Linked DNA regions of Homo sapiens: region 2 is linked to region 1. A link is a loop called in an ENCODE intact Hi-C map of the cell type or tissue named here. Cell type or tissue: MCF 10A. All regions are shown on one strand. Links, peaks and the distances in the headings refer to the core of each region. The heading gives the core; the rest is flanking DNA.

The links. Peaks named below come from ENCODE experiments on the same cell type or tissue, not always from the same donor. Only the 100,000 strongest peaks of a DNase experiment are listed, where the experiment ranks them.
Region 2: it touches region 1 in a loop (11-fold over the local background); 51 of 110 quality-filtered maps call a loop at or near these places.

The regions. Positions count from the first base shown.
Region 1 is chr12:92,567,938-92,572,341 of GRCh38, reverse strand. The region is part of intron 1 of LOC105369905 (a long non-coding RNA gene); the gene reads right to left. Among named protein-coding and RNA genes, the nearest start is that of LINC02397, 100 kb to the right of the region's middle. RefSeq lists an enhancer at 1,691-1,820. In MCF 10A, for the core only: a CTCF peak has its summit at 1,793 (motif pointing right); a DNase peak (open chromatin) is centred at 1,791.
Region 2 is chr12:91,575,686-91,580,089 of GRCh38, reverse strand. The region is part of intron 1 of LOC105369896 (a long non-coding RNA gene); the gene reads left to right. Among named protein-coding and RNA genes, the nearest start is that of LINC02823, 250 kb to the right of the region's middle. In MCF 10A, for the core only: a CTCF peak has its summit at 2,000; no DNase peak of the experiment used is centred there.

The DNA of each region.
Region 1 (4,404 bases), core at 244-4,243:
GTCAATATCAGAGGGATGAGTGTAGTTAACTAGGAGGAAGGCAGGGGGAATGAGAGAAGAAAATTACTGGAAGAATGATGAGCATGTACAAAGGCCCTGAGGCAGAAGGAAAGAACTTTGAGTCTGTGGTAGTTGGACACTGCTGGCCCATGGGATAAATTTAGTTTGTAAATATTTTTCTGTTTTGGCTCACAGACTCTTTTGTGAAGATTTGAGCCCCAAAGAGTAAATATTCTGATTTCAAGCTCCTCTTGAATCATCAAATGATGTGGCAACCCTGGTCCCTGTGGGCTTCATGGCTGCAATGACAAGTGCTAAGTATCTGGCCAGTTTTTTTGGTTGTTTGTTTTGGTTTTGCGACGGAGTCTCACTCTGTTGCCAGGCTGGAGTACAGTGGCGTGATCTCGGCTCACTGCAACCTCTGCCTCTCGGGTTCAAGCGATTCTCCTGCCTCAGCCTCTTGAGTAGCTGAGACTACAGGCATATGCCACCACGCCCAGCTAATTTTTTGTATTTTTAGTAGAGATGAGGTTTCACCGTGTTAGCCAAGATAGTCTTGATCTCCTGACCTCAAGTGATCCGCCCACCTCAGCCTCCCAAATTGCTGGGATTACAGACATGAGCTACCGCATCTGGCGGTATCTGGCCAGTTTAAGTGAGGCACACACTCTCCATTTCATCAGTCTTCCTACTCCTAATTTTCTCCCTAACATCAAAGCAAGGCTTCAGTTATCGTTTATCATCATATTTGCACTGTTGCTTTTCTTATAGTGGATAATTGTTTCTTGATATTGTTGTCTCCACCAAAAATTAAAGATAGACCAAGAGGATCACGTGCTTTTCCTCAAACTCAGTGTGTGCCGTTCATGTACTTTATGGCTTGGTGACTGTGGACATTTAAATTTCCCCTGCTCTTACTTTGGAGGAAACAGAATAAAGGCCCGTAGGGTGTCTCACTATGTAACTGTCTAAAATCTGTTGACTGTTTTCTCTGCTACCAACGCTTAGTGAGAATGGGAAGTGAACTCCACTCCCTGGGCAAGCAGGGAGAGCTGAATATCTAATTGATTTTTAGTCAAAGATATAAAAAAATCCTAGCTCCACTCTTCTAAAATGTAAGACTGCACTTGTTTTTAATTGCTACTCAATATATTAAGAATTTATACTATATTAAGCAAAACAGATCTCCAGATCCCCTGCCCTGGAGAACATATGCTACTCATTTTTTTCTTTGTTGGAGAAATTAATCTTGCCATCTCCAAACCCTTGTTTCTTACATATTAGCAAGACATTAAAAATTAATTTTGAATGTTTCCTAAACACTTAAAAACACGTCACGTAAGTGCAGGTATCTCTGGTATCATGAAGAGCCCTGGTCTGTGACCTAAGAAACAGTTTGCAGTTAGTTTTGCACAGTTAATATGTTACCCAAAGATAGAGTGTAAGTCATGCCACATATTCAGAGCACTAGAGGAACTCACTGGGGGAATTTGTGAATTATTTTGTAAAGTAAAGAACTTGAAGGTAATATGCAAAGTCGCTCAATATATTCTTTTTGTAAGAACGGAGTATTCTATTAGGAATTAATACAGTGTCTTTGCACTATATATGTGCTATGATGCCTAAAATATCCGTTTCCTTATATGTAACCAAAATTACTGATGGAGTTCTATTTATGTTTGCCTTATGCATCCTGGTCTACAGTTTTTCCCTTGCTTTCTTTTCTTCTTTCTGCCATGTGTCACTAAGCCCTGCTACACATCAAATCTTCAGCTTAAACTCAACCAGCAGAGGGTGCTGTTTGAGCACTTTAAATGGACTCCTCATCTTTTTGTTTTCCAAAGAGAACAATATGGGAATAATAGGCTGGGATGATATTCAATAGGCAAGATGCTGGCAAGAGAGTATGCATCAGTGATCAGGTTTCAGTATCGTTTTGCAGAAAAATCCCTTTGTTCTCTGCTGCACAAAAGGACATTCTTTGCAAAATGCACATACAGTTTCTGGTGATAAATGCATGTGTTTAAAGGTAGATGGTGATAAATGCATGTGTTTAAAGGTAAGATGAAGGGGGTGCTGGTGGTAGAGTGGAATCGGCTTCTAAATTTACTAAGTACTTGTATCCCTTTTAGGCTTGGTGTTCTGAATCAAGATATCAGCCCCACGTGTTCTCAGCTTGCTGGTAAATGATCATGAATAATTCCTGTAGTAGCAAATGACATAATAAAATAATCAGGCATTCCCTGCCCTTTGTAGATCAATGAGCACAGATGTCTCCAAATGGAAGGCGATACTGGAGAACACTCTACATCTTGTTGGGTTTGAACATTAGAGAATTAATGGCTGTTTATCAAAATAAAGTGAGCATCTCCCTGTCCTGAAATCATGTTCAGCATTAAATATATTGTAGAAGAATACTTTGTCGCTTAAGTTTTACATAAATTTGATCAACTGTGTCTAATAGTGGATTGCACATGTCTTAGTAACATTTGTATACTTGAGTTTTTATATTAACCATTTAAAAATTTTATCAAAAAGAGAAAATTCCATATAACAACAATAACAAAAGACAAAAGCACTCCAGCTGAAGAGTAATCATTCCTGTCCCACTCCTCTTATCCTCAATGTCTCTCCACACATGTAACTTTTAATTTTTATAGCATTTTTTGGTTAGTAACCTCTCTATCTCTGAATAATATGCTTACATTGATAACTCTTGAGTTATTAGTTTTATATATGATATTTGTTTTCCTACACTGACAGATGAGAATGTAACTTAAGTCACTCAATATCTCCCGTTAGTCATATTTCTATTTTAGACCTTTATTGGTTATGTAAGGAAAACATTTGTTCCTTTAACAGTAAGCAATTTATTGTGAGTCCTCATCTTTTCAGTCCTTTTCTTCCACTTCCATCTCCCAATAAAAAGGCATTCTTCCTTTTTCTTGAGCATCTAGTATTGCTGATGTGAAATTTAATGCCAGCTTGATCCTCATTCTTTGGCAGATAACCTGCTTTTCCTTTCTGCTTTTTTCTTGAAGTCATGATCCTAGATGGAAGTCTTCTTACAGCCACTGGCGAGCTCTTCTGATCTGAAATCTTGTATTTCAGCTATACAAACTCTCCTCTATCATTCACATTAACAATTTGCTTCCCTCCGTTTTTGCTGTTCCTACATGATGTTGAGATTAGTAAGATTTGCCTTCTGCTCTCTAATTGTAATTCCATCATCTTTGTCTGTAACTTTGTAAATCAATGAATAGTGTTTACACGGGGACTCAAAACAGTATTGTTTATCACAGTGTCAAGAAGTGTGCTGTTATATTTCCTGTCTTGTACAGCTTTTAATTTTTCTGAAGTTGCTAACTGGCTTTTTAAAAGTACTATTTGCCTTTATTACGTGCCCAACTTTTTTGTCCATTGCATCAGAGATTTGGTTAAAATTTTTCCAGAAACTTCCTTCTTCTGAAGCTACTTCAGGGAAGAGTGCTTCATCCTGTTACTCTTGTCTGTACTTGTTGTCTAGGCCTCCTATACAACTGTCTCTTCTTTGTTGGGCTGCTTTCCTCATTTGTGGAACTCCAGCCTTTTATTGAAAGACACACTCAACACAATTCCTAAGAAACTGTATGTGAGATGCAGCTTTTCTGATTCTTTGAATGTGTGAAAATCAGTACATGCAAATGTGATCTATGTTCACACCTGTATAGTAATTTAATTAGGTATAGAGAATATAGTTTAAAAATATGTTTTCCTCAGAATTTTAAAGGCATTATTCCTTTTTCCTGAGCATTTAGTATTGCTAATGTGAAATTTAATGCCAGCTTGATTCTCATTCTTTTGCAGATGATATGATCTGCTTTTCCTTTCTGCTTTTTCCTTTGAGCCGTGATCACGTGGTAGAAGTCATTTTACAGCCACTGGTGGGCTCTTCCCATCTGAAATCTTAAGGCTTTCAATTGAACAGAATCTCTTTTATCATTCAAATTAGCAATTTGCTTTCCTCCCGTTTTGTTACTTATTTTTCATAATTCCTACTAATTATCTGTTAGTCTTCCTGGTTTGATCTTTAACAGTAAAATAGTAACCAATATTATCTATTTTTTAAAAAATATTTTAAGTTCTAGGATACACGGGCAGAACGTGCAGGTTTGTTACATAGGTATACACATGCCATGGCGGTTGGCTGCACCCATCAACGTGTCCTCTACATTAGGTATTTCTCCTAATGCTATCCCTCCCCCAGACCCCCACCCCCCGACAGGCTCTGGTGTGTGATGTTCCCCACCCTATGTCCATGTGTTCTCATTGTTCACCTCCCACTTATGAATGAGAACATGTGGTATTTGGTTTTCTGTTCCCGTGTTAGTTTGCTGAGAATGATGGTTTCCAGCTTCATCCATG
Region 2 (4,404 bases), core at 105-4,104, 990 kb after region 1:
AAAATGGTGATTATTTTTTATGACAGGAAGGATCAGATCATCTTAATTCATCATCTCCTTTGCATTCACTCTGAATCATTTTTCTGTCTTGGCCTACAAATTAGTAATGTTTTTTATTGCTTAACAATGCAAAGAATTATCTCATCATCTAAGTTCAACTCTATAATATTTAAGTTAATCAATATTTGCCATTTGTTAGGCATATGATAGATATTCAGATATTTACTAAGTTTAGACTGTATGACGGATTTTCTCTGAAACTAAGACCACTAGGTCAGTTAAAGTATTCCATCCAAACCCCACTGTGAATTATATTGCTGATTTTAAATGAGCTTCTATCCAGGCTGTTCAAGCACATGTTTCTTTCAGATCTTTGGCATCTCTGATTTTATTCTACCTTCAGGAATTAGGAAAATCAAGCTGAGTCCTTTAGTTTTATGTTTCCTCTGTATAAGTAGCGTCTACAATAAATACCAAAGCTTAAAGATTAATAAATCCCTCCACGTACAACAGGATTTATGACAGAAAACTGCAGTATTTTTACTAATTATTACAAATGACAATTGAAAATACTCACTTCTGGCTTTGCTCTTTTTATGACTGTAAAAGCCACTAGCATAAGGATGCCTCTTTTTGGTTAGGCTCATAATCTTTGATTTATCTTCTTCAATTCTGAGAAAATAAGCACTGAGGGGGGTCTGGTTTATATTACTGGGACAAGACAATGGCTCTAATCTGCAATCTTCTATTTTGTTTCTGCTGTTCAAAGACCAATTTCAATTTTAACTTGCCTGTTGTCCCTTTTCTGTTGGTAGAAAGCTGTTTTGATTACAGGAGGGGTGGAGGTGGTGGGGGTGAGGTGATGTCAGTGGTGATGGTGGTGGTGTTGTGTGTGTGCCTGTGTGTGTGTGTGTGTGTGTGTGTGTGTGTGTGCGTAAAAAGGAGCTAGGCTAGTAGAGGAATGGGAGGCAGCATACATAAGCTGTATTTGTGAATCTGCTTATAAACCTAACAGATTTTTCAGCTGAAATTTGGCCAATGTTAATTGTACACACTGAATTCATGCTGGGAAAATCTCTTTGGAAAAAAAAAAAAAAAAAGACAGAGAGCACAGCCGGCCTGTTATGTAAGATGTTTATTTTCATCCAATCCAACCCACCATAGGCAGTACAGAAAATAGGCCAGTGCTTCTGACCGGTGACATCACCTCATCATCAGGAGAAAGCGGGAATGGCTGATCACCATATTGTTAGTAAAGAGGATAATTTCCTTTCACAATTGTTTTTCTTTTGGAAACCTTTATTTCTGGAGATAGTGATCTCATCTCTGTGGGATGTTTATTTCTTCAGATTCTGTAATAACAGTGAAGCTACCTGGATTTCAGTTCTTGTACAATGCACATAAACACTTATTTTGGTGCTTTTTCTCTGGGTCTCCAAACGTTAAAAGATTGGATGATTTTAGCAGAACATTGACCATCCTAAGAAAATTGTGACGGGAAGAGGAATAATTATTCTGATATTTAACCTTATGAAGTATTTTATGTAGCCTTTGGTAATTTGCTTTGCAGAATGCCTCCTTTTCTTAGGCTGTGTCACATTATATTTGGGTAGATGGGCATTGTGTTTATTTTATGAATACTAAGAATGAAATGCACAGTTTTTAGAAAGTGTTTTAAGCAGGTCATTATCTACGCTATAATATAGACGTTTTTGCAATTTATAAGTAGTAAAGTGGGTGAAATTTTGTGGGTGTGTGCATGTAGCTTTTTTTTCTAATTCAAAATTAATAGAAAACTAAAAATAGGGTCTTTATTATAGAAGCTAATTCAGCTACTTAGAAAATATACCACAATAAAATTAACCAGTCTGTGGTTTGTTTATGACAGATTTGGTTAAATGACTTCTTTCTGTTACGGGACAATTTTCAGGATTATTCAAATTCACCCACTTTTTAAAATAAATAATTTGCCTATTCTTGTTTCATTCTCCCTCTAGAGGATATCAGTGCGTATTACAATTCAAACATTAAATATGCCAGTAGGTCTAATTTAAATACAGCACGATCCTGAGAACTGTTCCTTGACTTCATTTGTATTCAACTTAACTCAGTTCTAGAAGCCATTATCTTAAGTAGCTCTAAGTTTGCAGCACTTTTTTCCTTTAAACCTAGGTGTCAGTATCTTAAGGAGGTCATTTTTGTTTTGTTTTGCTTTGTTTTGTTTTTGTTTTTTTAAACAACAAAATCAATATCTTAACCCTCGTGAAGAGCAGTACTGAAATGGTTAGAGTTTCAGTTTCTAATATAATGAGCGGTGTGTGTTTGTGACTCTAAAAGTCTAATTATTGTGTTCTGGGATATCCACATTACATCTGCTAGGCAGTCTTTGAGGACACTGGAGGCCATTTAATGTTGTATAAATTAAGTATCACAATAAAAAGTGGTCCAGTAACCTGCAGATATGACAGTCAAATATTAGAATTGGTACAAAAATATTTATGGACATTCACCTGAAGATGAGCATAGGAAAGGGCTCCTTATCTTGCTTTCAAGAGACATGAATGATTTGATTTGCGAAAGCTGCCTAATCATTCAGAGCCTATTTTCTCTATCAGTAAATAGGAATAATTATATCACCTTTTAGTAGTATGAAGACCAAGTAAAATCTAGAAAATGCTTAATATGTGACTGACTTGGAGTAAATTATTTTCTCTTCTATTGTAATAAAAATTCTCTGGTTGGAGCTAAGAAGTGAAAATATAAAAATTAGCAAAACCTTTCGGGAGATTCCCCTCATTTCTTGATTTATTTTCTTATATGTTCTGTACTTCCAATTTCAGAGTCATGGCATGATTTTATCTTCAAAATGTTGTTACAGGACTCTTGCAGAAATGCCAGTCGTAGGTGGACAGTCTGGAAAAAGAAATCCATGATTCTGTTTCTTAGTGTGAGACTGTGGGGCTTTATTTCTTTTTGGTGGGACATAGAAAGGGAGAAATAGGTAGTCATTTATGTTTTGATTTAGAAGTTCAGCATATAAAGTTTCAAAAAGAAAGATGCTATAGAATATAATAATATATTTCTATTTGTATTTTAAAAGCCTAAAAATTATTTATGAAACTATTTGCAGGAAGTTGGGATTAGGCAGAAGTTTGGAAAACTTTTTCTTTCTCTGTACGGTTTACATAAAAATATTTTCATGAAGAATATACATGATAAAATTTCTTAAGGTGAAAGGTAAATCTTCCATTTCTGAACTCCAGTACCTTAATTTCCCTCTCAAAGACACCCACAGTTTATAGTTCATCATTTTTGTAAGATTTTGCTAGGCAATATATACATACATATATATATATATATAAAAATATAAAATGTTTGTTTTCAGTAGGTGTGTTCTATAGTCTTTGTGAACACTGAATTAGTCACTACTGTACCATTGCTCCTATGGGAAATACAGAGTTAGGTTTCTGAAAGCCTTTGGTCACAACAGTGTCATCATCTGATCTATACGTAACTTTGTTTTGTGTGTTTTTGTGTATGAAGGCATCTTATTTATGATTCATTAACATTAAACTCACAGCCACTATAGCTCATACCCAAACAAAGTTTATCACATATATTTTCACCATAAGGCACATTACAGTCTTCTTGTGCTTAGGAACAGTAGACAGCACTTCAACACTATGCTTGGGGGAAATTTTAAACAGTAAAATCACCAGCAAAAAAGCACAAAAATGAGAAACATTTGGCACTAAATAGACCATGAAAAGGACACTTGTTTATAGTATGGAAGCTGAAATAAGAGGGCAGAGCATTGCCTTCTTTAACCTAGAAAGTTCTGCAAGTATTGATTTTGGAGTTATTAATACAAATATATCTTAGCAAGTAGAAGAACCCATGAATAATGAGGATCAACTGTATATATATGTATGTATTTATATGTATGTGTGTATGTATATGTATATTCTTTTAATCATACACTAGCAATATATTACACGCACTGTTCTGACAGTTGCTTTACAGTATTACTCAGCAGACTCTGAAGTCAGACTGTGGGATCAAAACCTGTCATTACCCTTTGCTAGCTGTGTTACCTTGGGCAGGTTACCTAACTTTTCTGTGCTTCTCTTTACTCTTCTATAATATGGGACTTATAAGGGTATTTACTTAATGGAGTTGTCGTGAGGATCAAATTATTTGATACACAAAAAGCATTTAGAATATATCTGACACATCATAGACATTATGTATTTGCTGCATCATCATTTAAGATATTTGGATAATATTCCTTATTGACCTATATAGCAGGTTCTCACTCTTTTTGAAAACAACATTGTGTTACATCATATGGATACATCATAATTTTTAAACCTGGTGCCCACAGAGGGCATTTATATAGCTTTG